Linked DNA regions of Homo sapiens: region 2 is linked to region 1. Evidence: read pairs that join two places in POLR2A ChIA-PET (ENCODE). Cell type or tissue: PC-3. All regions are shown on one strand. Links, peaks and the distances in the headings refer to the core of each region. The heading gives the core; the rest is flanking DNA.

The links. ChIA-PET counts read pairs that join two places held together with the same protein. Peaks named below come from ENCODE experiments on the same cell type or tissue, not always from the same donor. Only the 100,000 strongest peaks of a DNase experiment are listed, where the experiment ranks them.
Region 2: POLR2A ChIA-PET joins it to region 1 with 6 read pairs; 1 of 35 experiments calls an interaction of 5 or more read pairs at or near these places.

Annotation. Positions count from the first base shown.
Region 1 is chr2:40,725,954-40,742,501 of GRCh38, reverse strand. All of the region lies in intron 2 of LOC105374497 (a long non-coding RNA gene), which reads left to right. LOC105374491 (a long non-coding RNA gene) reads right to left here. Exons shown (of 3, transcript XR_939993.3): 3 at 10,197-10,304. Among named protein-coding and RNA genes, the nearest start is that of LINC01794, 12 kb to the left of the region's middle. In PC-3, for the core only: no CTCF peak of the experiment used is centred there; a DNase peak (open chromatin) is centred at 7,461; H3K27ac peaks cover 519 bases.
Region 2 is chr2:40,250,427-40,266,974 of GRCh38, reverse strand. The region is part of intron 2 of SLC8A1 (solute carrier family 8 member A1); the gene reads left to right. SLC8A1-AS1 (SLC8A1 antisense RNA 1) reads right to left here. Exons shown (of 5, transcript NR_038441.1): 4 at 15,201-15,291; 5 at 11,766-12,555. Among named protein-coding and RNA genes, the nearest start is that of SLC8A1, 190 kb to the left of the region's middle. In PC-3, for the core only: a CTCF peak has its summit at 10,144; a DNase peak (open chromatin) is centred at 10,124.

The sequences.
Region 1 (16,548 bases), core at 6,322-8,821:
AAGGTCCTACTCCTTTAGCTGGGCCCTGGGATAAAGACAACATAGAGCAAAACAAACTGCAGCCGTCTCAGAAATGAGACATAACATGGAAAAATATATATATAAATATGTATATATGTATGTGTATGTGTATATACATATCAAACATATATATTTTATGGCCACAGAATAATTTAGCTTAAGTTTAAGCTAATGAAAATATATATTTATATCAGCAAAACTTGATCACAGGAAGAATATGATTTTAAATTGGGTTTCATTAATTGATATAGTTAATCTTATCAGAAATTCCGACTCCATCTCCTAACTCAAACGTATAGGAGTCTAACTAATTGTTTATTCACTGAACTCATTGGTGATTTATGCTGAATAAGGTTGTGGTAGAAATTCCATCATATATATATATATATACATATGTCTTTATATATATATAAAGTCTTTATATATGTATATAAAGACTCAGAGACATATGGATATTAAAGCAGATTTTTCTTGTACCATCTGCTAGCTCAGTTCATAAGCACGACTCACAAGGTGACCCAGAAGACCTCTTTTCAGAAGACAGCACAAGCATCCTTGAAAAAAAAAATTGTGGTGACTGCAGATGAAAGTGAGAAATGCTGTAACTGAAATAACTTCACTTATTTCGTTATGGATGCCGATATCTGAGGATGGCAGGATCCTTGTAGCTATAGTTAACTGCCAGAGGAAGCATAGGCATGATTACAGTATTAGGTAACATAGCTGGAGTAGAAGTTGAGTAATTTGACCCACTGAGATCTTTGATAGTGGCTCATTACTCATGGAATTCTTAAAGTAAAATCAATAGGAAGGTTATTAACCTACCTCACCTGTTTAACAAACACATCCTGATGAACAGAGAACTACCTTGATTCACCATGATATTTATTAATAGGATGACCATATTGTTTATTATCCAAATTAAAATATATTTGAAAATGAAAGCTGGAATACCAGGCATGAAACAGAAAAAGCATTTTAATTCCATGATCCTGTGAAATGTCTAGACAAGATTACAGGCACTCTACAGTCTTATATGGCTGTAACTCTATAGTCTTATATGGTATGTCAAAAGCCAGTTGGGTATTGATGTTTATTGTCCTTTTTTGTCCATAAAATACAGATTTTGGTCAAATTTTATAGTTAACCCTGCATAATAGAACATGGTAATTTAAAACATTAACCAAAAATAGAAAACACTGTATCTCCATTTAAAGTGTTTCGGTATGTAAAAAACAACTAACTTTAGGGTTGAAAACATCTAAAGTACATAACCATTTTTAATTGCAAGGATCACATGGGTTATTTGTTCATTTATATTTGAAAATCTTAATTCAGGAAGGAAGATAACATAAATGAGTTCCAAAATTATCTCAGGAAGTATCCTAATATGTGTAATAATATCCTACAATAAAATTTTTTTTGATGATTTACATTTTAAGAAACTATGTTCTCCTTACAGGAAAGGGGTCAAATAGAATAGCTGATGTATTATTCCTGAAATATGAAGAATTTGATCTTAAACCTTAAGAATTCTATACATCTGTGTGTTACTGAACACAAACTCAGAAGTACAAACTTTTGAAGTTCTACTTTTGAATGTTCTACTGTGTCCTTCAAATGTATATACAGCTATTTCGGAGAGATGTTGGGGATGAATTACCAAAAAATATAGAGGGAATTACAAGTAGTCCCCTGGAGTCCCCCTTGTTTTGCTCTTCTTTTCTTTTGATCTCTAATAACCATTTCTTATGGAAAATAAGCTTGCTCCCAATGAGCTTTTCTAAGTCTTTTGAACACTTTATTTCGTAACTCCCACCCCTTTTCTGTCACATTGCCAAGTTCTGGCCTTGACATGTTCATTTTCCAGGATATAGCACTGACTGATAACATTATCATTATGATCAGGGCTAGCTTTGCAGAAAGTAGAGTGACTGAAACACTAGAAGACTCTCCAATCCCCCACATCATTATTCTTCATGCTTAAAGTTCAACATGTCATTTCATTTAATAATTGCCTTTTCTGTCCAGATTATCTTTTGAAATGCAAACTGTTTTAGAAAAAAATGAATATGCAAAAACCACGGTGTAAATAAATTTATCAGTCATTTTCTGTAGGTGAATAGAGAGAACTATTTAGTGTTAAGAAAGAAATTAAAAGAGACAAGAACCTAAAGTAGAGGCTGGAACACCAAAGATAATTATATTATTCCTTAGAGCCAGATGGGCTGATTATTATTTTTGATCGAGAACACACTGATCTTAGCCATTCCAATTCTGCTAAAAACTACCCTTTGATGACTGCTAATAATGAAAGTAATTTTTTTTTGCTTTCTCACATATATTCTCCTTCAGTATTATATTGTTATACAATAATACAATTATTATAATGATTGTGTTATTCCTTAGAGCCAAATGGATTATTGTTTTTGATTGAGAACACACTGATCATAGACATCCCAATTTTACTAAAACTACCCTTTGATGACTGTTAATAATGAAAGTAAATTTTTTTGCTTTCTCACATATATTCTCCTTCAGTGCAGTATTGCTAATAATCAGTGGCTAAATGTTAAAAAGACACCCTAATAAATCTGCATCCACTCATGAAAGACAGAAATGAGCACTCAAATACTATGACACTGTGATGTGTGCACACATGGTCTTGCCACTACTGTAGTCTTAAATGGCTAACTGGGTATTGATGTCAGGTACTCCACATGCTGTAGAAAATAGCCTGGCAGTGAGTGTTTTGGAAGGTCAAAGGTTTAGGGAAGAGGACAGATATTTCTTTCTTGAGAACCTTTAAATGGAATAGCAGTAGGAATTCCAAAGCAGAATGGTAAAAACACATATTACCCTCACCTTCTTTTTTGAAATTTACTCAAAACAACGTGAACCGAAATCAGAAATTCAGCACAAACTCTACCCATAATTAAGCCAGAAGAGAGCTGTTGACTCTAATCAAAATGTATCAAGATAGAAAATGGATGCAATACATGTAAATGACATATCAAAGAGAAGATTTAAATTAAGAGTAATGAGTCATGGTAGAGAAAAGTATCTTCAAAAGCACATGTATTGATTAGTTCTACAGACACTCAAAAGGCTCAAGAATTCACATAACTGGTCAACATAAGAGTGAGAAGAAGGAAGAGGACTGAAAATAGGGAACTTTTCAAAAGTATTTATAAAGAGAGGTGAGACCCCAAGGGTCTACATTAATCCATCTTTTCTCACTGCCCAGGGAAGGAAAGGTTTATCCTCTGTGGTGTCCTTTTTAACTCAGATTATGTCATCTTCTGGTGAAAGCACTCCAATAATTTCCTTTCACTTTTTCATGTTCTATTTCTGTTTCAGAAAAAAACGTAACTAAAATGTTATACTTTCTCTAAGGGTCTTTGATATACTTAATTTTTAAATAGGAGTAATTAAATTTAAAATTAATTTTTCCCACTTGAGTGGGAAGATTGCAGACTACTGACCAGTAGCTTTAATGACTGTCTGCATTCAAATCTACACTCAATAGTTATATGTCATTGACAAGTAAGTTACTTAACCTCTTTGTTCATCAGTTTCCTCATCTATAAAATGCTGGTGATAATAGCACAATTGACCTTTGAACAGGGCAGGGGCTATGGACCCCCTTTGCAGTCAGAAATCTGTGTGTTACTTGTCATTCACCCAAAACTTAACTACAAATGGCTTACTGTTGACTTAAGACCTTACTGATAACATAAACCATCAACTGGCACATATTTTGCCTGTTTTATGCATTGTATACTGTATTCGTACAAAAAGTATGCTAGAGAAAAGAAAATGTTATAGAGAAAATTATTAAAGGAAGAGAAAATATATTTATTATTTGTTAAGTGGAAGTGGATCATCATAAAGACCTTTATCCTCATAATCTTCACATTGAGTAGCTGAGGAAGAAGGGGAGGAGGGGCTGGTTTTGCTGTCTCAGGGGTGGCAGAGATAGAAGAAAAACTGCATATAAGTGGACCCACACAGTTCAAAACCATATTGTTCAAGGGACAACTATTTGTTGACTACATATCATGAAATTGTTTTGAAGATTAAATATGTAAACATTTACAAAATTAGCCTGGAATATAGAGTGCTATATTGGAGTTTCCTATTCTGTTATCTACGTTCTGCTATGATGACCACCTCCTAAAATCTGACAGCGAGAACTAGAAACATATAAAGATGTTTTAAATAATTATTATCATGAGAATAAATTGACTCAAAGTTAGAGACGGCTAGTTACTCATGTACTATCAATTATCTGCATCTTGTCACTGATATATTCTAATTTAATCTAGCGCAACAAAATAACTGAATGGAAGATTACATTTCCCAGTCTTTGCTTGCAGTGAGATACAAGCAGAAGCCATCAGGTAAGAATATCTAGGAAACCTATTGAAAGTGAGAGATTTGCTCTTTTAGTTTTTCCTACTTCCTCATTCTTCCTTCCTGGAATACAGATGTATTATCTGGAGCTACAGTTGTCTTCTTGTACGATAAGGTGACCACAAGCATAGAAAACGTCCTAAGGAAGGCAGAAAAGAAAGATTTTAAAAGACAGGATTCCTTAATGTCAGTAAAACAGCCGTACCAATTCTGGAATTCTTTTATGCACAATTTCTGTGAGACGAAATTAAGATTCAGTCATTTTAAAGCCTCTTTAATTTGAGTTTTGCATTATGTGCTGCTGAAGCCAATTCTAACTTATATAGATGCCTGTAGTGATTCCATTTGACCCAAATAAGATTATTTGTACTATTTTTACTCAATTAAAAATACAAAATTAAGCCTTTAAAATAATATAAATTCAGAATTAACTACAGACCCTGCAATGAGAAACATTTTTCAGTTAGTTTATTCTTTCCATAAGAAGTTTCTCCCTGTTTGTTTTATGATTATATCTCCTCTGTGTCATGGAACAGAGTGTCTTTTGTTTATTTCTTGTAAAGCAGATACAAAATTTGAGTGTTCATTTTACTGTTGGTTTTTCCAGCATTACGAACCCCAAGCTTTTGATCAAATTTTTGTTAGCCTTTTATGTCTGAGGACACTTTGCAGTAATGAATAGTGAACCATTACGATGCTCATAATGTTCACAGTCAATAAAAGGACCATTTTATGTGCATTTGTTGGCAAGGCATACATATGTGAGTTTTAGGACTGGGGAGAGTAAGCGAAAGTAGCTTTTTTTGTTGTTTAACTTAATTTCAAAGACTTCTTTTCCAAGTCTCATTGAAGTCTTCGGTGTTGAAAAAAACTATAAAGACCCTCCTGGCTTCCAGTGACTTGATTTTATCATCCATGTACCACATAGAGAACCACAATATAGTTCCTCGAATACTTGACATTTTTTACATAGACTTACGTAGGTTAGAAGACACTTTTTACTCTGTCTGCTTGCATAGTCCAATGCTGTTCTAGACAACATGATATGGCAGAGACACAGGGATGATGAGGAGTGGTTGGAGGGGCCATTACAAAGAGGAACAGAATACAGTAAATTGTTACTGTAAATTTACTATCTATACCTCTAATATGTACCTTTACTAAGTATACCTCTAATCATCACCTTATGAGACATTAGCAACTTTTATATTTCCAAACCAGCCATCAACACCAAGGGATCTGAACTTAACTGAACTTGTTTGGGTTCCTTCATCATGTCTACAAGAATAACAAAACCACATAGCCCCGACACATTCATCAGGATAAAGGAGAATGGCGGTGAATGTGATTATCACCAGGTATCTCTCTTAAAGAAAGAGGGAAATCCAAAATCACTTGCTTCCGAAATACAGAAAATACTCCCAATTTTTAGATGTCTATTTATCATTTTCACTGAAAAAACATTTTCCCAAGATGAAATAATAAAGAAGAAGGAAAGCAGGCCACAGCATCTTTAAATGTAAGTTATCTCAAGCCACTTTTATTTTTCAGTCTGTCTCAGCTTCATTTTGGCAGTTTTATTCTCCTTTGGAGAATGGAAAAAAAGAAATCAGGTCACCATCAAGCTTTTATTCTTTGGATTAGAAAAGGCAATGAAGGCTGCATGAGCAGCAGTATCAGTAGCAAGGACATTCCAAGGGCACAGCTGTCCCAGATGCATGTAAGGAAATTCCTAGGCTTCAGATTGTGATATTCAGGGTGTAAAATTTCACAATACCCCAAATTGCTATTTTGTAACAACAACCTTAAATTATGGTTATTGTCTTAGTTCATTTGGGCAGCTGTAACAAAGTACTATAGACTGGGTGGCTTATAAATAACAGAAATTTATTTCTTACAGTTCAGGAGACTGGGAAGTCCAACATCAAAGTGCCAGCAGATTCTGTGTCTGGTGAGCACCTGATTTCTGATAGAGAGCTATCTTATGACTCTAACGTCACATGGCAGAAGGAGTAAGGGGTTTCGCTGGGTCCTCTTTTATAAATGCACAAATTCTATTCATGTGGGCAGAGTCCTGATGCCCTAATCACTTCCCAGAGGCCCTATATCCTAATACTATCATCTTGGCAGTGAGAGTATCAACATATGAATTTGAGGAGGAAATCGACATTAAAATCATAGCAATCATATCTTTATTATTAAGTAAGTTATCAAACATTTCTATATGTTCACTTAGATATAAACCCTTTGAAGAGAATGATAAAAACGTTCTCAATGATCCTGGCCCAGTGGCTCCGTGGTTATACGTGGTAAATAAGTACCTTACTATCTCTTCCCCTAAGAGGGCTATTGAAATGCACAAAGCATGTAGAATGGGTAAAATGGTTGGTTTGTGAATCATAAATCTTTTGAACTCCTGTGCCTAGATTGCCATATTAAGCAATTTTTTCGAAAAAGGATTTCCATTTAAATTTGAATTTTAGATGAACAACTTTTTTTTTAGTCTAACTATGCCCCATGCAATATTTGAAACATACTAAAAAAAGTACTTGTTGTTATTTAAAATTCAAATTTACCTAGGTGGGCATCCTGTATTTTATCTGGCAAGCCTACCCCCACCTCATAATAGTACATTTAAAACATTCTTTTAAATATCGAATAAGGTAGATTCAGTCACTGAAGAGTAGACATGTATCTTGTTTCATGTGACACAGTTTAAACAAGTATGTTTTAAACAGTGTGATATAAAATATATTGTGAAGTTCAATTGTCGTTCCATCTAGTTTACATGATTTTTTCTTTCTCTTTAGCTGTCCATATTAAGTCCATAACACATCAGCTTATGGAATCTCAGAAACTCATGTAGAAGTGGGTTTTTTTTTTGTGTCTTATCACAGAAAGATACTCCTTTGCTTTGGAGATGGACTTCCAATCATGTTCTAAAACTAGATTATGAGACCTTTAACTGAAGCATTCCATGAGGTTCTGCAATTATTTTGCCTACCCTGAAGACTTAAAGAAAGTCAAATTCGACATTCCTGAGGTGGCACAACAAATATTTTCTGTATATTGTCATCTTTCTTGTTAGTTAAAATGGAAAATATATACATTCTTCATTCATTCGTAATATAGTGGTTAACATTATAAACCCTATAATTAGGCAGCCTGTTTTTTGTTTCTTATTCTAGCTTCATTGTGCCACAGTCCTTATATTCTCATGCTCCATTATATCATAAAACCTCATGATGTTTAGGGTTTTAAGAATTTGTAAAAAACATACAATATTACTTAATATTTTAGTATCAGCAGAGAAAATTATCCAGGTAGATGAAAACTAACCTCTTTAAATTCCTAAACATTTAATGATTAAATACTTAAATAATTGGGATAAATTATTTAAATATGTTATATGTTTCCACAACTTATAATAAGAAGTAGAACATAGAATATGCTTTTTGAAACTCTGGAGCATTTATTGGAATGCTAATTGTTCTCAAGCACAAACGAAGCAAAGCTCTGGAGAAACATGGCCCAGAAGAATCTTTTTTCAGGGGCAGAAATGTTGTGTGTCTGTGCTATCCAATATGTGGACACAAGCCACATGTGGCTACTAAGCACTTGAAATGCGGCAAGTAAAACTGACCTCCTACATTTTAGATTTAATTCTAATTAATTTAATTTAAATATTTGCATGATGCTTGTGGCTACTCTATTGGACAGTGCAGATCTAGAGAGTTGAGTTGTGAGGGTTTTAAGATCTTATGACTAATTTCTTTAGTTTTTTTTTTTTCTAATTCTGTCTCTTCAAGAAAATTCCATGTAGTTAATTGGTAGTACTTGTCTTTAGTGAACTTCGTAACTGCTTTCTATTTTTTGTTTCTAATAAGCTCAGAATAATTGTAAAAATACACTTTTTAGAAATACACTCATATTAAAAGCAGTCAATTTGAATGAAAACACAATTCTTTCTTAAGAGGAAGGAGTATGTGCTATTGTATAAAGATGCCTCCCTAAAAAGACATTAAAAATAAAGGTCTATGTTAGTTGTGAAAGTTTTTTTTTTGTTGGTCCCCAGCAAGTACCATAAAGTTGACTTATTGGCTAAAAGCTCTCTAAATTAAGGAGTATGCTGTATTTACAAGAATCCTTCACATTTTATTATAATTTTATATTTAATTGTAGTTGATATTAAAAATGCAGAAAATTAGATAGTTGTTTGTTATCAGTGCTATTAAATATGTTGGAGAAGATCCAAGAAAATAAGGAAGGTCTGAGATAGACCAGTTCTTGTCATCAGGAATCTAATTAAGGGATGTTAATCCTGTGGTCTTGAGAAACTAGGCTAAGAGAAAGATTGTAATTATGTGGGATTATGTAAACCACCAGCAAACCATAAAAAGGTATAGTTAATCAATAGTACTAAATAACCATCACAACTTGTAAAAATGTTGTTTTTTGGCCATTAGACAAACGATGCACAGCCTGGTATTTACTAATCCTGACGACTGAATGACATAAGTGATCCATTTGAAAATTACTGTTGATTCATTTATATTCATTTGGAAATAAGACATTCACCAAAATAGAGATAATGAGAATCTTTTACTGTATTATAAAAAAGAAAATGAAAACCTAAACACCCAGGATGCAAAGGATTAACTTTTTTGTTTTTTGGCACTTGTGTCAAAACCTCTAACTCACACCTTCTCCAGATAGTAATTACCATGTCAAAGAAAATGCATAAAACAGGCAGCAAAACAACAACATATCAATCAAAGGTGTTGATACAGACAGAGCACATAAACAACAAAAAAGAAAAGAAATAGAAAGTCATGGTTTCCAGGCATTGTACCTCAGACAATGCAGGACTGTAACTCTTGAAAGAAGAAAATCCATAGCACAGGGATAGAAGTATATGGCCGAACCTGGCAATGTCTCTGAGTTGAAGGGACCAACTGGGTGTCTAGGGAGATCAATGTGTGTAGAGTTTGCAAGACAGAATAACAGAGTCTGGAAATCTACCAGGAGTCTCCCTCTGATCTTCAACTGAGTACTGGTGAGCACATGCATATGATAAAAATACCTGAGGGCAAGGAAAGAAACAGAGGAAACAAAACAAACAAAGGAAACATTCCAGGGGTTGTATACAGGGCCAGCAATTGTTTATGTTCCTCCATCCACAGTAAAAATCCATGTAATTCAATTTAAGAATTACTCAGAATGAAACTTTCATAAAATCAACTGTTTTCCAAAACTTTCACTATGTTGCAGAACAAGGTCAAGAATATTTATAGGAAATATCAAACATGCAACAAGTTCACAATGTCTAATATCCAAGTGAGAATTGTCAGGTATGAGACAGCAAGAAAGTGCAACCATGATGAGTAGATGGTCAAAAAGATCCAAACCAAAGTTCCGAGTATGAAAAATAAAATGAGGTGACAACTATGCTAGTTTTTCAGCACTTTGGAAAACATTGACAATGCAATGCCCTCCAGATGATCCAATCATTCCATTTGTACTTACTCAACAGAAAACTTGCACTTAAATTGTCATAGAATATTGATTTTTAATACCCCCAAATTATAAATAACTCAAATGCCCATCAACAGATGAGTGAAAAAACAAATTATAGAATATCCATATGTGTCAGTCAGTTCAGGCTGCTATAACAAAATAGTTGGCTGGGAGGCTTAAACAACATACATTTAATTCTCACAGTTCTGGAGAATAGGAAGTCCAGAATCAAGGTGCCAGTAGATTTGGAGTCTGGTGACCGTCCTCTTCTTTTTTTGCTGATGGCCTTCTTTTCATTATGTCCTCACGTGGCCTCTCTTTGGTGTAAAAGAAAGAGCTCTTGTTTCTCCCTGTTTTAATGAGGGCATTAATACCATCATGAAAACCTCACCATCATTACCTAATTACCTCCCAAAAGCTTTAACATATAAGTTTGGTGATGGGGGACACAAACATTCAATCCATAGCAGCATACATATGGAAACATAGTATTCAACAATAAAAATAAATGTACTATTGATTATGCTGAATAAAAAAAAGCATTACCTGCCTCTGAAAAATTAAAAGAATATATTCTCTATAATCCCAATTATATAAAATTATTTCAAAAGCAGGGAAAACTGTAGCTGAAGAAAGCGTATCTGTGATTGCCTGAGGATGGCTAGGTGGGGGAGAGGCAAGAGGGAAAAATTATAAAGGAACATAGGAGAATTTTGGAATTTCTAGATATGTTTATTATCTTGATAGTGGTGATGGTTTTACATGTATTTATAGACACATACACATACATCAAATCTTACAGCTTATTTTTATTAAGGTTATGTTTTAAATTGAGATCAATATAGCTATAAAAACAATAAAAGACTTAAAGGACATGATATAAATATTTGAAAATAGACACATATAGTGCATATTTGGTGCTGGAAATTGTTCATAGAACATATAAGCATTGAGTATTGTGTTTGTAGTAGACAGTCAATACATATTACTCTACCATATGGTCTATGTAATATTTTTATTTGAAAATATGTGGCATAGAGCTCAAAGTTTATATCTAAATTACATCTCTAATCACAGTATCCCTCTGGACCTTTTTGGCTTAAACTCAAAAAAGTGAAACAAAAAAGGTTTTACTAAGCCCTGAACCCCAACAACAGTAACATTTAAACACACACACACACAGAAACACAGACACACACAGAAATACAGACACACATTATCTTTTTCAGTAAAATTAATAGCATTCCTATTTAAAGTTATGCATATGAGTTTCTAGAACTCTTTTTAGTGATACCTAGAAGTTTTTTAAATATAACTTATTAACTTATTAAACAGACTGGCACTTACTGGTGCTCAATAAATATATTTTTAATGAAACAATGAGCAGTTTTTTTATCATTTGCATGTTTTATAAGGGCCTGTCTATGAAGATAGCTTCCAATAATGTTTAAGTGATTTCATTATGAATTGGCAGCATTAAAATCACTGCTTTTTATAAAAAAAACAATTTCTTTGTATTCATATGTCCTAATTGATAATGTTAAATAACACTAATGAAATAATATTAGTAGTGTCTAATATTTAAATTTAAAAATAAAATAATTTTTGAAATATTTTTATAATGAAAATACTACATATTGTATCTTGTAAGTTACAGAGAAAGCAGTATTTAGCGGGAAATATATAGCCTTAAAGCTAATATTAAAAAGGTAGAAAATACTGAAGGGTGATTTAGCATATATTTACTTAAACACTTTGAAGAACAGTACAAAAAAATTAAAATAGAAATAAAAACATAAGGAATTTAAGAAAAAACCTTAGAAAAATATTAGAATACATTTACAAGGCCAAAATTTATTATTTGAAAAATTAATAAAATAGACAAGTTCTAATGACAGCAATCAAAGAGAATGAGAAGCAGCACAGTAAATATTAAGATATGAAAAGACTACATAACTACTAGTATACTAGTACCACTCCCCCCAAAAATAATAGAATACTTTGATGCTTTTTTTTTTTTTTTTTTTTTTTTTTTGAGACAGAGTCTTGCTTTGTTTCCCAGGCTGGAGTGCAGTGGCGCGATCTTGGCTCACTGCAAGCTCTGCCTCCCAGGTTCACACCATTCTCCTGCCTCAGCCTCCCTAGTAGCTGGGACTACAGGTGTCCGCCACCACGCCCAGCTCATTTTTGTATTTTTAGTAGAGACGGGGTTTCACTGTGTCAGCCGGGATGGTCTCGATCTCCAGACCTCATGATCCACCCACCTCGGCCTCCCAAAGTGCTGGGATTGATGCTTAGTTTTATGTGTCAACTTGGCTGGGCTATGGTGTCCACTTGTTTGGCCAAACACTAGTCTAGATGTTGCAGTGTAGATATTTTGTTGATGTGATTAACATCTACAGTCAAATGACTTCTAAGTAAAGAATGATGATGATGTGGGTGGGCCACATTCAATCAGTTGAAAGGCTTCAGAGCAAAAACCAAGGTTTCTCAGAAAAGAAAGTTTCCTTCATCAAGATTATATTCTAATAATATAATAATCTGTTATTTGAATAATAGAAATCCTGCCTGAATGTCTATCTGTTCGCTTGACCTATGGGTTTGGATTCAAGACTGTGACTCCAACTCCTGCCTGAGTTTCCAGCCACGTGGCCTTCCCTACAGATTTTGGACTTAACACTGTGATTGCATGAGGCTATTTCTTTAAATCTCTCTCTCTGAGGAACCCTAACTAGTACTAATATTACAATAATGTAATACCAATACATTTGAAATATGACAGCAAAATTGACTGAAAATGAAAATTTAAGCCTGCATACTTTTATGTTCATTAAAAAATTAATTTGATTGAAACCTTTACACAGAGAAATTACCAAGTTTATATAGTTCTATAGGTGAATTCTAATTTATCTCAAGAAGTTGATCATTAATTCTATGTTGTCCCTTCCAGACAATAGTAAAATAGGAAGCATTACTTGTCAGATTTTATGCTTTATTTAAAAACCAGACTATTATGCTCCAAGAAAAAAAAATTACACCCTAAAACATCACTCCCCCAAGAAATATATACAAAAGCTCCCAAAGAGTGTCTTAGCAAACTGAATTCAGCAATGGATAAAAAAGATGCATCGAGTTGTTTCTTTCCTAATAGATTCAAGAATGGCTAAACATTGTAAAATCTTACATTGTTATTCATTGAATTATCAGGTTAAGTAAGAAAAAATATAAATATTTCAATAGATTAGTAAAAAACTTTTAATAAAATTCAATGCCAACTTATGGTTTTAAATTAAAAAGGAAGGGAAGAAACATACTTTTCCTGAGAATGAGTAAATACCAACAATTGATAACACATATATAGGCCTACACTGTAGAGAATTCTCTTGCCCATGTAAACCAATACAAATCAAGAATAGCAAATGTCAATCAATTCTTTGTAATACATTCATATAGTGGAATACCTACATAGAAATGGAAATAGATAAATGAGGGTTGTATGTATCAATAGAGATGCATGTTAGAACATAGCATTGAATGAAGAAATAACAGAAGGTATTAAATTCTATTTTCATAAAACTCATCAAAGAGAAAAACTGGCATATGTATCTAAGAGAAAGACTTTCACAAACACACACACAAAGCAAGTTCCTAATAAATACAAATCAAATTAGTGTTTAGTTCTTCAGTAAGGACAGAGGGATATGGGTTAGGGAAGGAGCACATAGATATATGGGAAGAAATTGATAATGTTCTAGTCATTAAAGTCGATTGTGTATTGATTGTTCTATTATCAGGTTTCTTTATTACACACCTATCATATATGTAATGTGTATAATATATAATGTGTGTTTATATATCTGTATGTGTATATATGTGTGTATGTGTATTCTGTGAATCATGCTTGCATCACGTAGGCTAGATGGGGGCAAAGGAGCTATATCATCCCTGGAGTCAGTCCTATTTTATTGACTCTTTCACACACTCTTCCCAACTATTTCCCTATTTTCTTGCCTCATCCCCTTTACTTGACATTGTTGCTCAAATGTGTTTTAGTAACTCTTTCCTGATTGGAAGAGCAATACAACACATTTCTAAACAGCTGGCATAGTGGAAAAATTAAAGTGAAAATCACCCATAATTCTACCACATAGAGAAAATATCACTTATCTCATGTGTGCATGCACTATACATACACACAAACCCCAAAACAGGAATTTCTATATGTTCACCTTTGTCTACTGCCATAATGTATTATATAATAGGAAAATAAGTAGTAGTATATGTAACATTATGTATGATATAAGCAGTATAATATGCAACATTAAATATTAATGTGTAATATGTATGATATACTATTATACACTATTCTGTTATAATATTAATATAGAATATATCTTATATATTCTATAATATATTAATATTTACATGCTATAATAATATAGAAACTATATTCTATAATGTCATCACATAATTATATAATGTATACAGTTAAATAGTGCATATTTCTTATTTTACTATGTATTTTTTCAAGTCATTGTTTTTCATGACTGGAGCCTATAGGCAGAATTTTTGTTTTACTCTTCTACCAGGTCATCCTTTCTTTATCCAATGTCCAGTAGTTTTCTCTTGACTTGTATTTCCCAATTATTCCTTTCAATTTACAGGTACTTCTCAGGGCTTTTGAAATCTTTATGCAATAGCTAAAGTTTGTCATATACCTTATAATAATAATTAATATTATTTGTATTAAGATAAGTTAAAAAATACAATGCGTCCCTTTGATATTGGGGTATTTGAGATTCCTGTAAGGTCAGAGACTCAATTCTTATAAACATTTATTTTGTTAAATACAGCCTTGGGAACAAATCAACATCCAGTCAGCAAAATTATTGTTAGCCCTAGGTGTAATCAGAATAAAAATAAAATGTTTAAAAAGAAGCACAATGCATAAAGAAAGATGCTCTTTACTTTTCTGGCTCTTTGAGAGAGCAGTGTTGTCATATTTCCTTCCTGGTCCTAAGATATGATTGATACTCCTCTCTGCTCTACTCAGAGCACTCTGTCTGGAGGAAACACATGGGACAATAGCACCAATGGCTTCTGACTCCTACCTACAGTACCACTGCCTTTGTTATATTTGACCAGTCATTTTCTTTCTTTGCCTAGGATGGGAAGGTATGAGACTCAATAAAAAATACAACAAATTGATGAGTTTTAATAGAAAAGTGAAAAAATATATAATTTTAATTTATTGGAGCCTAGTCATTTTTCCAATATGGTGTCCCTTAGTCAATGTTTTTTTTTTAATCTATTTTAGCTCAACAGAATTGAAAAACTATGACTAACCTCACAATAGCAACAACAATAACAAAAATCTATTGATGCTCCCCATATTTTGAGAACTTTGAATAGGATATATTGTAAAGAAAGGTAAAGATCAAGAAATGTTTCACTGAAAAAAATACACTTATTTGGAATTTAAGTGTAACTTAGCCTGTATGGGCTATTGCAGTGACCTAGAATTTAAAAAAGACATCCAGTTGTAAGATAGTGTTCAAATCATTGTCAAGAATTGTTACCCAACATTAAGTTCATTTTCTCTGTGTTTGACTCTGCATCTGTAGCTCTCAGTAACATGAAAAGGTCATTTTATCTGCTTTCTATGGAAAATTGCTAAGGAAACCAAAAAACTTTGACTCTATCTGTGCCTTTATCTTTGATTTGATGAGAGTTTATATGGAAAATTAATAACAATTTTAAATAAAAATAATAACAAAGAGCAACAGTAGAAAAATACTTTTTAAAGAATTCATACCAAAATTTGTATTTGAAGCATTATGGACAAAATGCAGAAAGAGTTCCACCGTTGTCCTTTCTTGCTCCACGAAATTCTGAAAGTTTTGTTTGTAATTTATTTGGCCTAGGGATTAATGAAAGCAGCAGAGCTTTCTATTAATGCGGAAGCTTTTGGGTGCTTAGTGTGTATAAGCATCACCAGGGAAGCTTGATAAGCACACTCAGACCTACTTAAAAGATATGGGGTAAGACTCTGAGACATGCATTTTAACCAATGATATAGATGGCCAGTGACTACCCTTTTAAAACAGGGTCTTCAGTTGGTCACTCTTAGATTCTCCCTCTGAAACGGTTGTGCTATAAATTCTTTTAGGAAGTTGTATGTTGATTTTCAAACACTAAGACCCCAGCTACCTTAATACAGGTCTTTTTATACCTAGATATTGTGATTAGCTGGAGATTTCAGTTTCCAGTAGGAGCACCATGAAGGTGTAAATTGTGGGAAACCTGCCAACTGGTGAAACAAATAGAGTCTCTTGGGGTGATGGATTAAGTGCACCTGAATTCCAGCAAATTTTAAAGGGCAAACTAATTCCATTTCCTTATTTGTGTGGGTGTTTACAACAGCATGTTGAAAAACCAGTTCTATGTGATGTAATCATAAAAACAAATTAGTAATTATCTCCTACTGTTTCTTTAACACTGCTAATAGGAAAGTACAGATACAGGTTTTCCACAACCCAGGAAATCTCATGCCGTTTTTCGGCTACTCACAGGTAATAGGAAATTCTATATTCA
Region 2 (16,548 bases), core at 8,773-11,272, 480 kb after region 1:
ACCTGTACATCCAGTTCTATGGGACCTAACAAATAACCTGTATTGACAAGATGTTTCATCCTCAGTCATACCAGTTCAAGCTATTTCCTAATAAGCCAGTCATGCCTGTTAAATAATCCAACTTGGGGTGGAAGCAGAGTGCCAATTTTATTCACAACCCACTTGAAGGGATATGGCCATGTTTAATGATACAGAAAATAGTGGTCCATAGTCATCAGCCTACAGTTTAACCAATACCATTAGCCCAATAAAGAGAAAGTGAGCAATGATCCATGGAGAAGGATGAGGTACACAATGTGCATATGAGTGGTCTCCAGTATGGAGTGCGTAACTGACTAGTCTGGCTCTCTTAACTGTTTCCTTGGGAAAATCTGTCCTAGAAAATGATAGGAGAGAAAACAGCAGGCATCATTACGCATCATTCTCCACAGCCCTCTAACATTCTAGTGTCCAGAAGCAATGGGCAGAGCTCATTCCAATGGTCTAAGAATAGTCTCTACTCTATCTCCTTGATATCCAAGGTCTTTACCCCAACCTTAATGATCACAAGATGCAAGGGACATGGAAATTTACCTGTCCTTATCAAATTATTGTGGGCCCTAAACTAGGGGCTTCAGAGTGATATAGCTAGTCATAAAAATGTGAACTTTACCCTAGGTGAAACTGTTCCTTAGATGTGATTGGACCTGTTAGGCTCAGGCTGGCAAGATGGAGAATAGGAGACCTGAGAATATGGTACTTCTGTAGTTTTAAAAGAAAGGAATGTCTACATATGGTGGCCCAGAAAAGGCATCCTTATAGCAATTTTTAAAAATGCACACATATTTCAACTTAAGTTGAAGTAAGCTATGTGCACCAATTTCTAGAAAATTTTTAAACTCAGTCTTCTGGGGGAACAAAAACCTAAGAATTCTGAATTCTTCATTCTCCCATTGTTGAAGTTAGGAGTTAGTATGATTTGATAGAAGAGTGGCTCCCCTTGGGAAATTAATGTGGCTTTTTTATGTTAAGTGGGTCAAACTGAATAGATTGGAAGCATTTGGCCTTGGAAGGTTTTCACAGTGGTTACTTCAGTGCATGTCCAGATATCCTTGGCTGCTAGTAGATTTTTTTTTTCTTTATGCCTGGAACTTCCTTCAGCAAATAATTGCATGCTATAGAAGTGTTGCACTCTCAAATCTTGTTTCCAGTAATATATGAAGGGAGCCATGCTGTAAATAAAGATTAATCATTTTTCAACATCTAAGCAGCAGCTCCAAGTACCACATGGGAAATGAATTACTGCTCTTTTGGTCCTGAAAAACATCACATAAATCATTTAAAAATTGATTTTGTTAGCCACAGAATTGCAGGCTTATGATAAGGGCCTCCCTCCATCCTATGTAATCTTCAGGTCATGAACCTATGGGAAATAAAGGGTTCTGCTAAACTAATGGATCTTTCTCATCAGTTTTATTATCTGCCCACCTCTACCAACTTTTTCGCTACCTTTCCATTGACCTTTGCTCAGAGAATTTTTAATTTTTTTTAAGTCAAAGAGCAACAGAAAAGTCCATTTTCTTCGAAGTGGAAGGTACATTCACAGGGTGTTTTATTTCTAATAAGCAGTGTACTGTAAGGTAGTACAAAAGCATTGGCCTTAATACCATAAGACCTGAGTTTGAATGCTAGATCTTAATAGTTTCTCATCTTTGGAAAGTTAGAATAAGCTATGTTATCCTGCTGTAATGGACAACTGTAAACATTGCAGTGACCTAAAATAATAAAGATCTATTTCTTACTCATGCTGCATGCCCATCGTCTACTCTACATTGTCCTTAATTCAGGATACAGGATCCTGGACAATCCGCCTTCTGAAACATAATTCATTGTGGCACAGTGAAGAGAAGATGACTTGAAGATTTTCACCAAGAAGCAACACATTCCTCTGTCATTTACATTTCATTAGCCAAAGCAAGTCATGGCAACATAATAACTTCAAGAGAAAGGTGAAGTGTATCTTCCCCTGTGCTCATAAACACCCTCTAAGCCTCAGTTTTCTTACCTGCAAAATGATACAGTACTGCTGTCCTCTGGGTGTTGCTATAATTAATGGTCATTAATGACATGTGTGCTCTATTTTTTTTTTATACTTTAAGTTTTAGGGTACATGTGCACAACGTGCAGGTTTGTTACATATGTATACATGTGCCATGTTGGTGTGCTGCACCCATTAACTCGTCATTTAACATTAGGTATATCTCCTAATGCTATCCCTCTCCCTCACCCCACCCCACAACAGTCCTCAGAGTGTGATGTTCCCCTTCCTGTGTCCGTGTGTTCTCATTGTTCAATTCCCACCTATGAGTGAGAACACGCGGTGTTTGGTTTTTTGTCCTTGTGATAGTTTGCTGAGAATGATGGTTTCCAGCTTCATCCGTGTCCCTACAAAGGACATGAACTCATCATTTTTTATGGCTGCATAGTATTCCATGGTGTATATGTGCCACATCTTCTTAATCCAGTCTATCATTGTTGGACATTTGGGTTGGTTCCAAGTCTTTGCTATTGTGAATAGTGCCGCAATAAACATACGTGTGCATGTGTCTTTATAGCAGCATGATTTATAATCCTTTGGGTATATACCCAGTAACGGGATGGCTGGGTCAAATGGTATTTCTAGTTCTAGATCCCTGAGGAATGGCCACACTGACTTCCACAATGGTTGAACTAGTTTACAGTCCCACCAACAGTGTAAAAGTGTTCCTATTTCTCCACATCCTCTCCAGCACCTGTTGTTTCCTGACTTTTTAATGATTGCCATTCTAACTGGTGTGAGATGGTATCTCATTGTGGTTTTGATTTGCATTTCTCTGATGGCCAGTGATGATGAGCATTTTTTCATGTGTCTTCTGGCTGCATAAATGTCTTCTTGCAAGAAGTGTCTGTTGATGTCCTTCACCTACTTTTTGATGGGGTTGTTTGTTTTTTTCTTGTAAATTTGTTTGAGTTCATTGTAGATTCTGGATATTAGCCCTTTGTCAGATGAGTAGGTTGTGAAAATTTTCTGCCATTCTGTAGGTTGCCTGTTCACTCTGATGGTAGTTTCTTTTGCTGTGCACAAGCTCTTTAGTTTAATTAGATCCCATTTGTCAATTTTGGCTTTTGTTATCATTGCTTTTTGTGTTTTAGACATGAAGTCCTTGCCCATGCCTATGTCCTGAATGGTATTGCCTAGGTTTTCTCCTAGGGTTTTTATGGTTTTAGGTCTTTAATCCATCTTGAATTAATTTTTGTATAAGGTGTCAGGAAGGGATCCAGTTTCAGCTTTCTACATATGGCTAGCCAGTTTTCCATAAATGGCTAGCACCATTTATGAAACAGGGAGTCCTTTCCCCTTTTCTTGTTTTTGTCAGGTTTGTCAAAGATCAGATGGTTGTAGATCTGTGGCATTATTTCTGAGGGCTCTGTTCTGTTCCATTGGTCTATATCTCTGTTTTGGTACCAGTACCATGCTGTTTTGGTTGCTGTAGCCTTGTAGCATAGTTTGAAGTCATGTAGCGTGATGCCTCCAGCTTTGTTCTTTTGGCTTGGGGTTGACTTGGCAATGTGGGCTCTTTTTTGGTTCCATATGAACTTTAAAGTAGTTTTTTCCAATTGAATTACAGCTAGCACTGTGTTGCTATTATATGTTATGTATCATGCTAAAAATGCACTGCATTATTTTTGTATTCACAACAACTCTACAAGTTGGCCATTATTATTGCCATTCTGCAGGTGAAGCTGAGGCTTGGAAAGGTTAAGTGACTTCCTCTTGAATCAACCAGCAAATGGTGGAGCATGGCTTCAGTCATCCTCATCAGCTGACTGCTCAGCCCATGCTTTTCACTCTGCTCTGTAGGTTTTTCAAAATGTAAGTCATTCGCTGAAGGACTGTTTACATGATGAAACCATTTTAGAGTTGGCATAGCCATGTCATGAAGTTATTTCAATGCTAAAATATTTTACCTTCTTAGGAATTACGGGAGGGCCATTTGCTAAGGACATTGTTACTGTACTGATTCTTGGGTACCTCTGTGGCCACTTCATCCTATGTTCCCACATTTCTCCCTAAACTTAGTAAGTGTTTGAAAGAGGTGGGAGGAGAGCTAAATATGATCCAAATTTTAGCAACTCTCTCATATAATATCTGTATCATTTGTTTAGGGCAAGCTGGCCTAGAATTGCTATTTTGGACTCCGTGCCCACCAGTTCCAACCATATATGCATTACTCGAGCAAAATCTCCATGAACAACCTGTCTGTCACATTCTATCATGAATCAAGAACAGTTCCTAGTGCAATTAGGGACTCAAGAAATGTTTCTTGAATGAATAAATGCATACCCTTATGTTTTATTTTTATAAAAATACAGAGTTAGTGTTTCTATATCATGGCTTCAAGATGGTTTACAAACCAATAGATCAAATATACTAGAAATGTTAGAATTTCGCTCATTTGTTGTTTAAGTTAGATATTGCTGGATTTTCCAGTGGATCAAAGACTATATTTACCAGCTGATCTTATTCAGTCCACCACTGGGTTTAGTTATGATAAAGCCTCATAAAAATCTATACCAACCTCTCACCTGGAGAAGAATGGAAAGCATTGGTTTAAAGAGACAAACTACTTACTCATTGTTTCTTGCAGTAAACCAAAAGCTATCATAAATATTGGCAATATAATAGTGAAGAGAGGGCCGGGTGCGGTGGCTCATGCCTGTAATCCCAGCACTTTGGGAGGCTGAGGTGGGCGGATCACAAGGTCAGGAGATCGAGACCATCCTGGCCAACATGGTGAAACCCCGTCTCTACTAAAAACACAAAAATTAGCTGGGCGTGATGGCGCGTGCCTGTAGTCCCAGCTACTAAGGAGGCTGAGACAGGAGAATTGCTTGAACCCAGGAGGCAGTGGCTGCAGTGAGCCAAGATCACACCACTGCACTCCGGCCTGGCCACAGAGTGAGATTCTGTCTCAAAAAAAAAAAAAAAGTGAAAAGACACATTTCATGTCTTCAAGGAGCTTACAATTGTGGAGCAAATATTACACAGGTACTACACAAAGGAAGACAAAATAGTAAATTTTGATAAGAATAGTAGAAAAGTAATCTTGTCTTACCCAAAATCCTTCCCATCATCATTTTCTCTTTCTCTTAAAAAGACATGCGAAGGAAAATGTTCACACTTACTGAAAAGCACAGTGCAACGACTGTGGCACTTACGCAGTACCCACTCGCACATTTTTCTCTTTAAATAATTCATTCACACCTGTATGCAAATAAAGGCATAGTATTTTGTCATACAGAGTAGCATGGGCTCTTTCTCCACTGAATGGCTGACATAGAGCTACCTCATTTTTAGGATCTACCAGACCTCCCATCTGAAACTAACATTGCCTAAATCTCTGAAAGAAGGAACTCAAATCAGCCAAGAAAGACCTTGGGATTGAAGTCACCCAAAACAGCCTAAAATTTTCATCACATATTGTTTGAGATTTTCAACCTCAGTAGAACTCCAGCAAAATCCCAATCGAGCAGTTTCTAATAAATTCTGTTAGATTGGTGCCCCTGCTTGGTACAAAAGAGAAACCCTTTTAGCCAAGATGGAAAAATAACCAAGAAAGAGAATCTGAAAAGAGCTGAAAAATGATTGCCTCTGCAAGCACAAGCTGTTAGTGTGTGTGCAGAATACTGATGGCCTGGGCTTCCCCAGTTTCTTATGGAAGAGACTCCACAGGGACTTGTGGGTAATTGATCTCCACACATCCAGCAAGCACGCCCCAGACTGGCCTTCCAGTTGGTGTGATAGAATGACCTGCCTTTCTACTACAGAAGATTCTCATAGTCAGGATTTTTCACAACACAGCAAGTGCCATTTTGACCTGGCTCCATTGCTTCCATCATGCATTTAACATATTTAGATTGTAAAGAAAAACTGTAGGAGTCCTTCTGTCTCTCTCCCTTCCTGTTCTTCACTAAACTGTATTCCTAGCTATGGCTACATTGAGTAATTCCATCCCTTTTAATTTGTGGATGGAAATAAGATGAAAAGTTCTTGAAGGAAACTTAGAATTCTACAAAGTTTGCCACACACTCTTAGGTCGGACTATGAGGAAGGGAAAATTGCATGCCTCACTTTCTTCAGATATGTAAAATAAGCCACCTTGTTTTAGAGATTTTAGTTACACGTAGGAAGTCTAAATTAAAAAAAAAAAAAACCACATACACATTTTCTTATCTTTGAAAGGAAAGGTCAATAATTCAGCAGACTATATCACAACTAGAGTTGAAAGACACCTCTTTTTCTTTCTCATTTCCTCTTTTTCTTTACTGGAAGCTTGAATTCCTATTACCTCTCCTCCAGTGACTGTGGGTATAACTGACATTAATTTAAATGTCTTTGAACTTATTTAGTCATCAGCTTTGGCAAGAAGGAAGACTTATAAAACAAAGTTCACTTATTTTAGACGTTACTGTTAAAGTTTTGTTTCTGATCAGCCTAAGTCAATCAGAGTAGGTTGGAAGCCTATGGGAAAAAAAGGTATTAAAAGTCGATTTGGTGAGGTTGGTAAAGAAGCTGTTATTTATATTCCAAGTTGAGACCACAGACCTATCTTCTATGGGCTAAGGACCTCTGTAGCTGATCTGGATTTTCAGTGAGCTCTGAACAGCCCTTCCCTGGTTCCCTTTTGTGGTTTGTCCTTGAGGAATAGCTTGACAGAGTTAAATGAACAGGTTGTGAAGATAATTCACATTTGTCTATTATAAGGAATGAAAGAGAGAGAAAAAAGGAGGGGAGGGTGTTGGGAGAGAGAATCAAGCCTGTGTTCACTTTCTTGGACTAAGGAAATGAGTCATTGTTGATATGTAAATGTGTTTGTTAGGTTGCAATATATTTAAAGTGTTCAGGTATAAGTTGTTCACACTGTACTTGTAATCAGCCAATTGAGTTCACTATCAACTTTCTTAGGGATGAGACATAGAACACATACAATTTTGGTCAGAAAGATGGTTGAAAAATATCCTAAGTGCCATCTAGTGAGAGGTGCCTGTGCAGCGAGCAGTAAACATGGAAGCACTGAGGGTCTTATGCAGAAACTAATAGAAGATACATGGCCAAGAGAAAATTAAAGCTTATTTACTTGGTATACTAGCCCAAACTCTTTGCCAAAGTTTGAGTAAAAAGACTATTGTTTTAAAAAATCAAAATAAACCTAAGGAAAATAAAGATTTGCTATATTGGCAATAGTAAATCAACCTCCAAACCCTAAGAAAAGAGGCTTCTAAGAAAAGGTTCTCTTATGGGTATAAAGATTGAGATGGGGTTAGCAGGGCATGGTGGCACATGCTTGTAGTCCTAGCTGAGGCCAGAGGATTATTCGAGCCCAAGAGCTCAAGGTTGTGGTGAGCTTGGTTGCATCACTGTGCTCCAGCCTGGGCACAGAATGAGACCCTATTTTTAAAAATTAAAAAAGAAAAAAGATTGTGAAGAAAGTGAAGAAAGCAATGGGAAAGAGCTCTGGCAATGGGATAGAAAGAAATGGGATTAAAAGATATTACCTTTTCAAATAAGGCAATATCTAGAGGGTAGGACTTCTGTTAAGTGGATCTCTATGTTGGACAGGTGTGGAAGGAGCTGTTGAAAACAGTGAAGACTCAAATGTTTAGGTCTTTCAGCAGCCAAGTATTTGTAATGGAAGGCTTCTATTATCTCCATCCTTGGAAGTGGTCCAGCTCAGAACATCAGCTAGGAATATCACAGACAGAATTTCTCTCATTACTTGAAAAGATTGATTCTATTACCTCTAGGGTCCATTTCAACTCTGAGCCATCCAGAAATCTACGTTGGAGACTGCCTATGGACTTTCTCCAAAGTACTAATAGTAACACCTCACACCCTCACACCTGTCTCACTGGCTCAGCATCTCTGAGGTCTCTTTATGTCTCACAATTTATAGTAATTAATCTATAGAACTGTGCTAAACTCTAAAGAAACTGGATGAGAAAAGTATTTCCTTTTTTTTTTTTTATTTTCTTTCTGGTTCAATTACAACCATTGGGGGATATCATCAGGAAGATTGGGTTTTTTGTTGTTTTTTGTTTGTTTTTTGTTTTTTTGAGATGGAGTCTCACTCTGTTGCCCAGGCTGGTGTGCAGTGGCGCAATGTTGCCTCACTGCAACCTCTGCCTCCAGGGTTCAAGTGATTCTCCTGCGTCATCCTTTCATGTAGCTAGGGTTACAGGTGCCTGCCGCCACACCTGGCTAATTTTTGTATTTTTAGTAGAGACGGGGGTTTCACCATGTTGGCCAGGCTGGTCTCAAACTCCTGGCTTCAAGTGATCCACTGTCTTCAGCCTCCCAAAATGCTGGGATTGCAGGTGTGAGCCACCAGTGCCCGGCCAGTAAAGACTGAGTTTATACCAACAAGATCAAAGCCCTTACACTTTAGCCAAGTCCAGAACCCCAAGCAGGGTTTTGGGTGGAGAGGGAGGAAGAAATGACAGGTAGGAGCCTTGGTGCAGGAGATCATATTTCAAGCTTTAGGACCAATCTGAGAAGGAAATACGAATGTCAGTTACTTTCTTTCATTTTGACGTCTGAAGGTAAGTGGCTTCCCACACGTTGGGAAGTACTTTGTTCTTGCTCTTGGCATGCCAGCACTCACAGTGGCTAGAACCCATCCCAGAGACATGCTCACTTAATGAAGGAACAAATTGCTGAGCACTACATCCGACCTTGGAGATGTCAGTCTGTAGGCAGTCAGGGAAGCCAAGGGTTGTAATTTGAACAAAATGTCACTGTTTAGAGATTTTTCTTTATGTGCTTTTTCTGTGATGATAAATTACAGGCCTGTGCAGGGGATAATAACACAAAATGTTTGACAGCTTTTCTTACAATTGTTTGGCATTCTGTTTGCTTAATTATTGTCAGCATCACCCACGCTGGTATATTGTTGAAGGGAACTGTAGTGCCTGTCAGAGCAGGCACCCGCCATTCTCCTTTCCTCCTCACTCTACTCCTGTCGTTGTGATTACAGTTTAGGCATTATCTATCTTTGCTGCGGGAAATGCTTTATTAATCTTGCAGTCCTGTGTCCATGTGGAGATGTGGTTCTGCCATCCAACCAGATAGGAAGACAGAGCAGAAAAAGTTACTGGAGAATTTCATGAAGGTCAAATTTAGAAAAAGGACAATTTGGTTCAGTTAGGTGCTTTGCACACTGAGGAACATGCAGAGAAATCACTTGCTTTATGGGTTTGGATTGGGAAATTATCTATTTATGTAATCACACTGCTTTGAAAGGGAAGGGAATTAATTGCTTTAATTAACTCCAGTAAAGACTAGATTGTCACAGGGGGAGTGTTGATAAAATGTGCTTTGAGTGATCTGATACGCTCTTGGATATAGTGGCTGGAAATAATAGCTATCTCTGTAATCAGTCATTTTCCTTTCTCTGGGACCTCACTGATGATGTTCCTTCCATAAACTAGGCTGCCTAGAGGGTCAAAAAAAGGAAAGGTCAAAAAAAAAAAAGGTGGTAAACAGCTAATTTCCATAATCGTCATTGATTTTTTCAGGAGTTTCATTATCATGTCTTCGGTTTCCTCTGATTTGGGACCATCTAATTTTCCACCAGTAGCTGATTGCAAGTGAATGGGACATGGGAAGTATGCTTGCGTGTTAGGAAGGCACTAGAGTACGACAGTGAGCTAAGATCTTTTTATTTATTTATTTTTTATCTTTACTTTTTTCCAATGAGCTAAGATCTGAAAATGATTTTCATCATGCATTTAGCTAAAGCCCAATTAAAAAGATTGTAGTAGACCGTATATTTAGATTCAGGCTGAGAATTATGATAAGATGTAATAAATACACAGATATGTATATTTGTTATGATTCATTTTATTCATTTATTTATTTATTTATTTATTTATTTATTTACTTACTTGATAGGCTCAATCTTATAATTTGTCAGATGAGACTGCAGAGACTTTTGGGGCTGAGTTGCTGATGGGCTCACCTACTGTTCTAAAGGGAAGCAACATTCTCCCCTCTCAAGTTTCAGAAAAGGGAAGGCAGCCAGAGAGTAATGCAAAAGGCTGTCCCAGGTGGCAGAATAGAGGGATTGCACTCAGCATCCCCAACCCTGTGGATGCAGGAAGTACCCTTGGCCTCAGGCATCCTGCAGGCCTAAAGTGTGTTCTGGGGAAAGCCCAGCTCAAAATCTGGTGATAGGCCTACAGCCTTCTCTAAAGACATTTTTTTTTCCTGCCCTCCATTGCCTGGCTTAGCATTAGGAAAGGTTGGGTGATTTAAAAAACAACAACAACAAAATGAAGCTACTTAGCATTATTATGGAGCAATAATGTGTCCAAAAGGGAACGAATAATTTAAGACAGAGGAAACAAGAACATTAAATGCGTCCAGTAGAACACTTTAGACGTAAAGATAGAATCACTCCCATTATGCACCCTTTGAAAAGAGGACTGTCTGTCTTTTACATGCCTTCTGGCATTTTTTTTGTCATGTAAATGCATATATGTGTATATGTATACATCATAATGATCATACATTCTTGAATTCATGAAAGTATATCTTGGCCAGTGAGCCTTGGTCTTAAAACACATTAGAGTAACCCCATTAGAATCCAGGCAGCCGTCTCAAAAAAGGAATTTTATATTCCACACCTCTCCTACCCTCTTCCACAGAGTGTGTGATGTGTCCTTAAGAGTGTGTTGACGTCATTTGGTTAGGAGTGGGAAGGTCCAATATCACCGGATGTTCATTTTAGGACTCAAGTAAAAATGCCGTGTGTCTTATGGTTTTAGAAATTTCTTGCAAGATTATGCAGATATTGCCAGGTCACAGTCTCATTGTCGTTACCCATCCTGTGGCTTCGGTTAGATTTCTGAGTTCCCATACAGCACTAGGAACAGTCCCAGGGCCTGTCAGCATTGCTCTTCTAGTTTGCAGACTGACACCTCTGTACCATGGCCCTAAATTCAGTTATTCACTTCTAAATACATGTGGACTCAAGGATGGTGCCAGAGAACACCAGACGTAGTCTTTCCTTCCATCTTTTTAGTGGAAGTTTCTTGGGCTCAGGGTAATCACATTTTCTTGACTAATTGATGTGACAAGTATATCATTTTGCTTCCTTTTCTGCCACAAGCCTTGCCTCATAGATATGTTTGAAGGATACCGTGATAGTCTACCCTTAACATAGTTTGTCAATTAAGGCAGAGGAGATACCCTCAAACTCTTTTCATTATTCTCTTAATTCTGCACGTATTTATTTTCCACAACAAAATTATGAGATGCTAAAGCTGGAGGCCTTCACTATACAAATAAGAAAAATAAACTCCAGAGAGGTGAAGTAACAGAACCAGTCTCATAATTGCAAGAGAACCTGAAGCACTGAGGTTTCCTGACACTTAGTCCAGAACACTTTCTCCCTACTACACATCAGCCTCTTTTTGATGATAGTGGAGATGTTCTCTGTACAAAATAGTTTAGAAGAAATGTTGTACATTTTCCCTTTGAATATACATGATGAGAGATGATAGTCCAATAGCTGGGTGGCATTGTGAGCTTCTAGGACCTCCCAGAAGCTGAGGATCTGTATCCCTGCCATGGGCTGCATCTCCAGCTGGTTTTCTGCCCACTCACAGCCTGCAAGTGTGCAGATGGTAAGGATATCATCATTTCCACCATGGGGGGTGGGGGAGAGTAGGGGGAGAAAAGACACTGTTTCATTTAAGTTTATTTCAAATTCCTTGTTGTTTGTCATGTTAACATGCTCTCACATTTGCAGACATTAACCAACAACTAGGAGGAAAAAAATTCTTGTCTTAAGCGCAGACATAGAGAAATGGCATCTAAGAAAAGGTCTGTCATTTAAGGAGAAAGAAATAAAAAGCAAAGAATGAAGACAGTCAAGGAAGAAATGAAGAAATAGAGAAATAAATTAGAAACAGGCGAGATAGAAGGAATGGAAGACTCAGTGACAGGGCTCAATCCTATACTGTTTTTATAATTAAATAGTGCCTTGCACATCAGCCCAGTGTTCACTCTTTGATGTAATTGCCTGCTCATCAACATATGCAAAATTACAATTGCACAGTGTGAGTGCTCAAAGGAAGATGTTAATATTGCTGTAATGAGCCTGTCAATCTTGTGAAAATGAACAGAAACCAATATGCTGGCAGAAGTTAATCTCCAGAGAGACAGTTTGGTGGATCTGATAATTGACCAGTTAGTTATTCAGATCAACTAGACAGCATTAGAGTGGCATTACCTTGGAGTGTATGTGTTGTAGGTTAAAACTCACAATTTTCTGAAGGAAAATTAGAAATAATAAAAAAGAAATTTTTAAACCATTTCTATAAGAAAATGATATTTTCAAGAGTTCAAGAGACTAATTCTTTACTGCATTTAGCTTCATGTTTTTGATATTTTCAAGAGTTCAAGAGAGTAATTCTTTACTGCATTTAGCTTCATGTTTTCTGATGACCTGTCTGATGCAGGATCTAAATAGCCTGAAAAAAAAAAAACAAAAAAGCATGATTTACAACTTAAGAGCATTTTGATAGAAAAAGGATATGTTATTAATTCAATATGCCAGCTCTGAAACTGAGTTTTGCATGCTGTCTCACAAGGTGTGGCATTCATTTTGACCGTTAATGTAAGGAAATTACTTAAGACCCCAATCTCATTTCTATTTTTAATTTATCAATGACTTAGCAGTTGGAATTAGCTTTTATTTTCTTTTTTTATATTAATTTTTTGTTGACATAATGATTATAAATATTTCTAGAGTAGAGTATGTGTGATGCTTTGATACATGCATAAAATGTGTAATGATCAAATCAGGGTAATTAGAATATCCGTCATCTCAAACAAACATTTACCATTTCTTTGTGTTGGGAATATGCAGAAGTTTTCTTCTAGCTATTTTGAAATATAAAATCAGTTATTATTAACTGTAGTCACCCTGTTGTGCTATCAAACACTGGAACTTATTCTTTTTAGCTAACTGTATTCTTGTACCATAAACCAACGTTTGTTTCTTTATCCCCCACTCCTGCTGTCCTTCCTAGCCTTTTTTTTTTTTTTTTTTTTTTTTTGGAGACAGACAGAGTTTGGCTCTGTTGCACAGGCTGGAGTGCAATGGCATGATCTCGGCTCACTGCAACCTCCACCTCCTGGGTTTAAGTGATTCTCCTGCCTCAGCCTCCCGAGTAGCTGGGATTACAAGTGCCCACCACCATGCCTGGCTACTTTTTGTATTTTTTAGTAGAGATAGGGTTTCACCATGTTGGTCAGGCTGGCCTCGAACTCCTGACCTCAGGTGATCCGCCTGCCTCGGCCTCCCAAAATGCTGGGATTACAGGCATGAGCCACCGCGCCAGGCCCTTTAGCCTCTTTTAAGTACCATTCTACTGTACCTCCATGAAATCCACTTTTTTATCTCCCACATATGAGTGAGAACATATAATACTTGTCTTTCTGTGCCTTGCTTATTTCAAATTAGCATATGTCCTCCAGTTCCATCCATGTTGCTGCAAATGACAGGATTTTATTTTCTATGGCTGGACAATATTCCATTGTGTGTGTATATATATACACATATATGTGTGTGTATATATGTGTATATATGTGTATATACACATATATACGTCATATGTACATGTATATATGTATACATATGTGTATATACGCACATGTATGTATATGTAAATATGTATAGATGTGTATACATATACGTGTATATATGTATATTTGTGTGTATATACATATATATGTATGTATATACATATACATATATACGTGTATATATGTATACACGTATATATGTATATATACTATATACATTTATACACATATATAGTATATACATGTACATATATACATATACTGATACATATGTATATACATATATACAGATACATATATATGTATATACATATATACAGATACATATATGTACATACATATACACACATATGTATATATGTACATACATATACATGTATGTATATATACACATATACATACATATAAAATTTGGCTCAAAATATATATTATTGGAATCAAATGTGTATATATACATATATGTATACACATGTATATACATATATATGTATATGTACATATATACACACACATATATATATGTGCTAACATTCACCTTCTGATTAAATTGAAACTCTCCAATAAAAGAAGAGCTGGTTTGCATCTTATTTTATCCCCCTTCTAAGCAAGCAACTTTTATGATGACAGGTCTGGAGAGAAACATTTAAAAATGCACTATCTTGGCCGGGCGTGATTGCTCACACCTGTGCACCTGTCATCCCAGCACTTTGGGAGGCCAAGGCAGGTGGATCACTTGAGGTCAGGAGTTTGAGTCCCTCCTGGCCAACATGGTGAAACCCTGTCTCTACTAAAGGCACAAAAAATTAGTTGGGCTTGGTGGCGGGCGCCTGTCATCCCAGTTACTTGGGAGGCTGGGGCAGGAGAATCAGTTGAACTCAGTAGGCAGAGGTTGCAGTGAGCCGAGATCATGCCACTGCACTCCAGCCTGGGTGACAGAGCAAGACTCCATCTCAATCAATCAATCAAAATACAAATGTACTATCTAAAAAAAAAAACTGCACACATATTTGCAAATGCAGAAAGAGCTGCTTTATATTTTGTCAGACTTCACTGGCTTATCTCAAACTCTGTAAAAGAATAAACCGCGAAGTCCAACATCTGAACCCAGATTCACTTCAGCCACCTGTAAATTCTCTCTATATGAATAAATTCATACAACCACATTATAGAAAATTTGGAGATGAAAATTAAAAGAGGGAAAATAATTCATAGTTTGCTCATCCATCAACACTGATTAACCATTTATTGTTTGCTCAACAATTTAGCAGATTTGTAATCATATTGCATATATGGTTATATAAAAACAAACTTTTTTCTCACTAAACTTTATAATAGCATTTTTTGGTATTATACACTCTAAACATTTTGGGGAACTGAGACTACTTGTATCTACACGGACTTTATTCATAATACCCGATGTATATTGAATGAATGAAAATATTGAAGGAGAAATAATTGCATTTGTATATATGGTTGGATTAGACCAACTTCTAAAAGAATAGAGAGACGAAAGTCATATGAGGCTTACCGTGCATGTATTTACTTATTAAATGGTGGCCTCCATCAGGCTGAGATTCAGCTGTTGACCCTCTCTCCCAGCTTCCAGTCACTGCCCTTGCCTGAGAAGCACAAAACAAACAAGTTGAGCGTCTCAATGAAAAGATCCCCTGTAAGACTACCTTGCACAGCGTATCAAATTGCAAGGGTTAAAGTATTATTAATAAAATAATCATGAGACAATGCACAGGCCTTACAAGCTTTATTTACAGGTGATTTACTAAGATGTGAGCCCTGGTCTGCCAGGTTTATCTCTCAGGGTCACAGATGGCCCTTTTTGGAAGAACGACTCTTCCATTCTTGTTATTTCTCCCTCTCTGCCTGCCACCTTTTCCTGCTCTTCTGAGATGAAGCATGCCACACAACAATGAAGAGATTTTCCACATTAGCAGTATTGCCAGCCAGCCACTTCTCTTTGTGTAAGTCTGTTTACACAGTCTCCTTGGCAACATAACGTAGAGGTTGATTTTTCTCTTTTTTATATCTATCTCTGACTAGCAGGTTTGGTTTTTCCCTTTGTCTGAAGCTTATCTACCTCACACACTGAATTATTTCTATTGATTTTTTTTTTAATTCAAAAAAGAGAATCATTTTCACACCTTAGTATTTTAGTATTTTCGCAATATCCCCTGCAGAAATCCAGTATTTTCAGGGGCTCTTAAAAAAATTCTTCAAAGTAATTACTGAATAAAACATTTCTTCTTGATTGGAACTTGCTACTCTTTAACTCTCCCGAGTTCTGTAGACTGTATATATTCTCCCCCGACGCCTTCATTTGATAGCTGGTGGGAGTTTGGGGCCACCCAAAAAGCCAGAATAATCATCAAATTCTGACCCTCCTTAGTATTGTGATCCAATCAATCATTGGAACTACAGAACAGTTACAGGTACTTTTTTTGCATATACATGTATGATTTCACCTATATTGTGCTAAAGTACACTGGGAAAACATCCCATTTGCCTTTCCCCAAACCCCAAATTCTAAACCAGTGGAACACAAGGCACATTTAACATAACTCATGGGTAAATGTGGGTTATTGAGAGACTCACATCCTTGGCTAGGAGAAAGTTAGGCGAAAGTTTCTTTAGTAGCAGATCACTACAATATGACCAAATTATGTTCCATAAGTACATCTATTGAAAAGAATAACTCGAAGAGTCACTCTTCAGAGAGATAGGCATCAGAATTATAAACACACGAGTCTCCTGACACCGCCCCCCCACGCTTGCACTTACATTTTCCTGTCATGGTATCAGAGCATGTATATGTTGAAAATTTATTCAGATCATTTCTGTTGTAAAGTGCCAGCTAATGATCA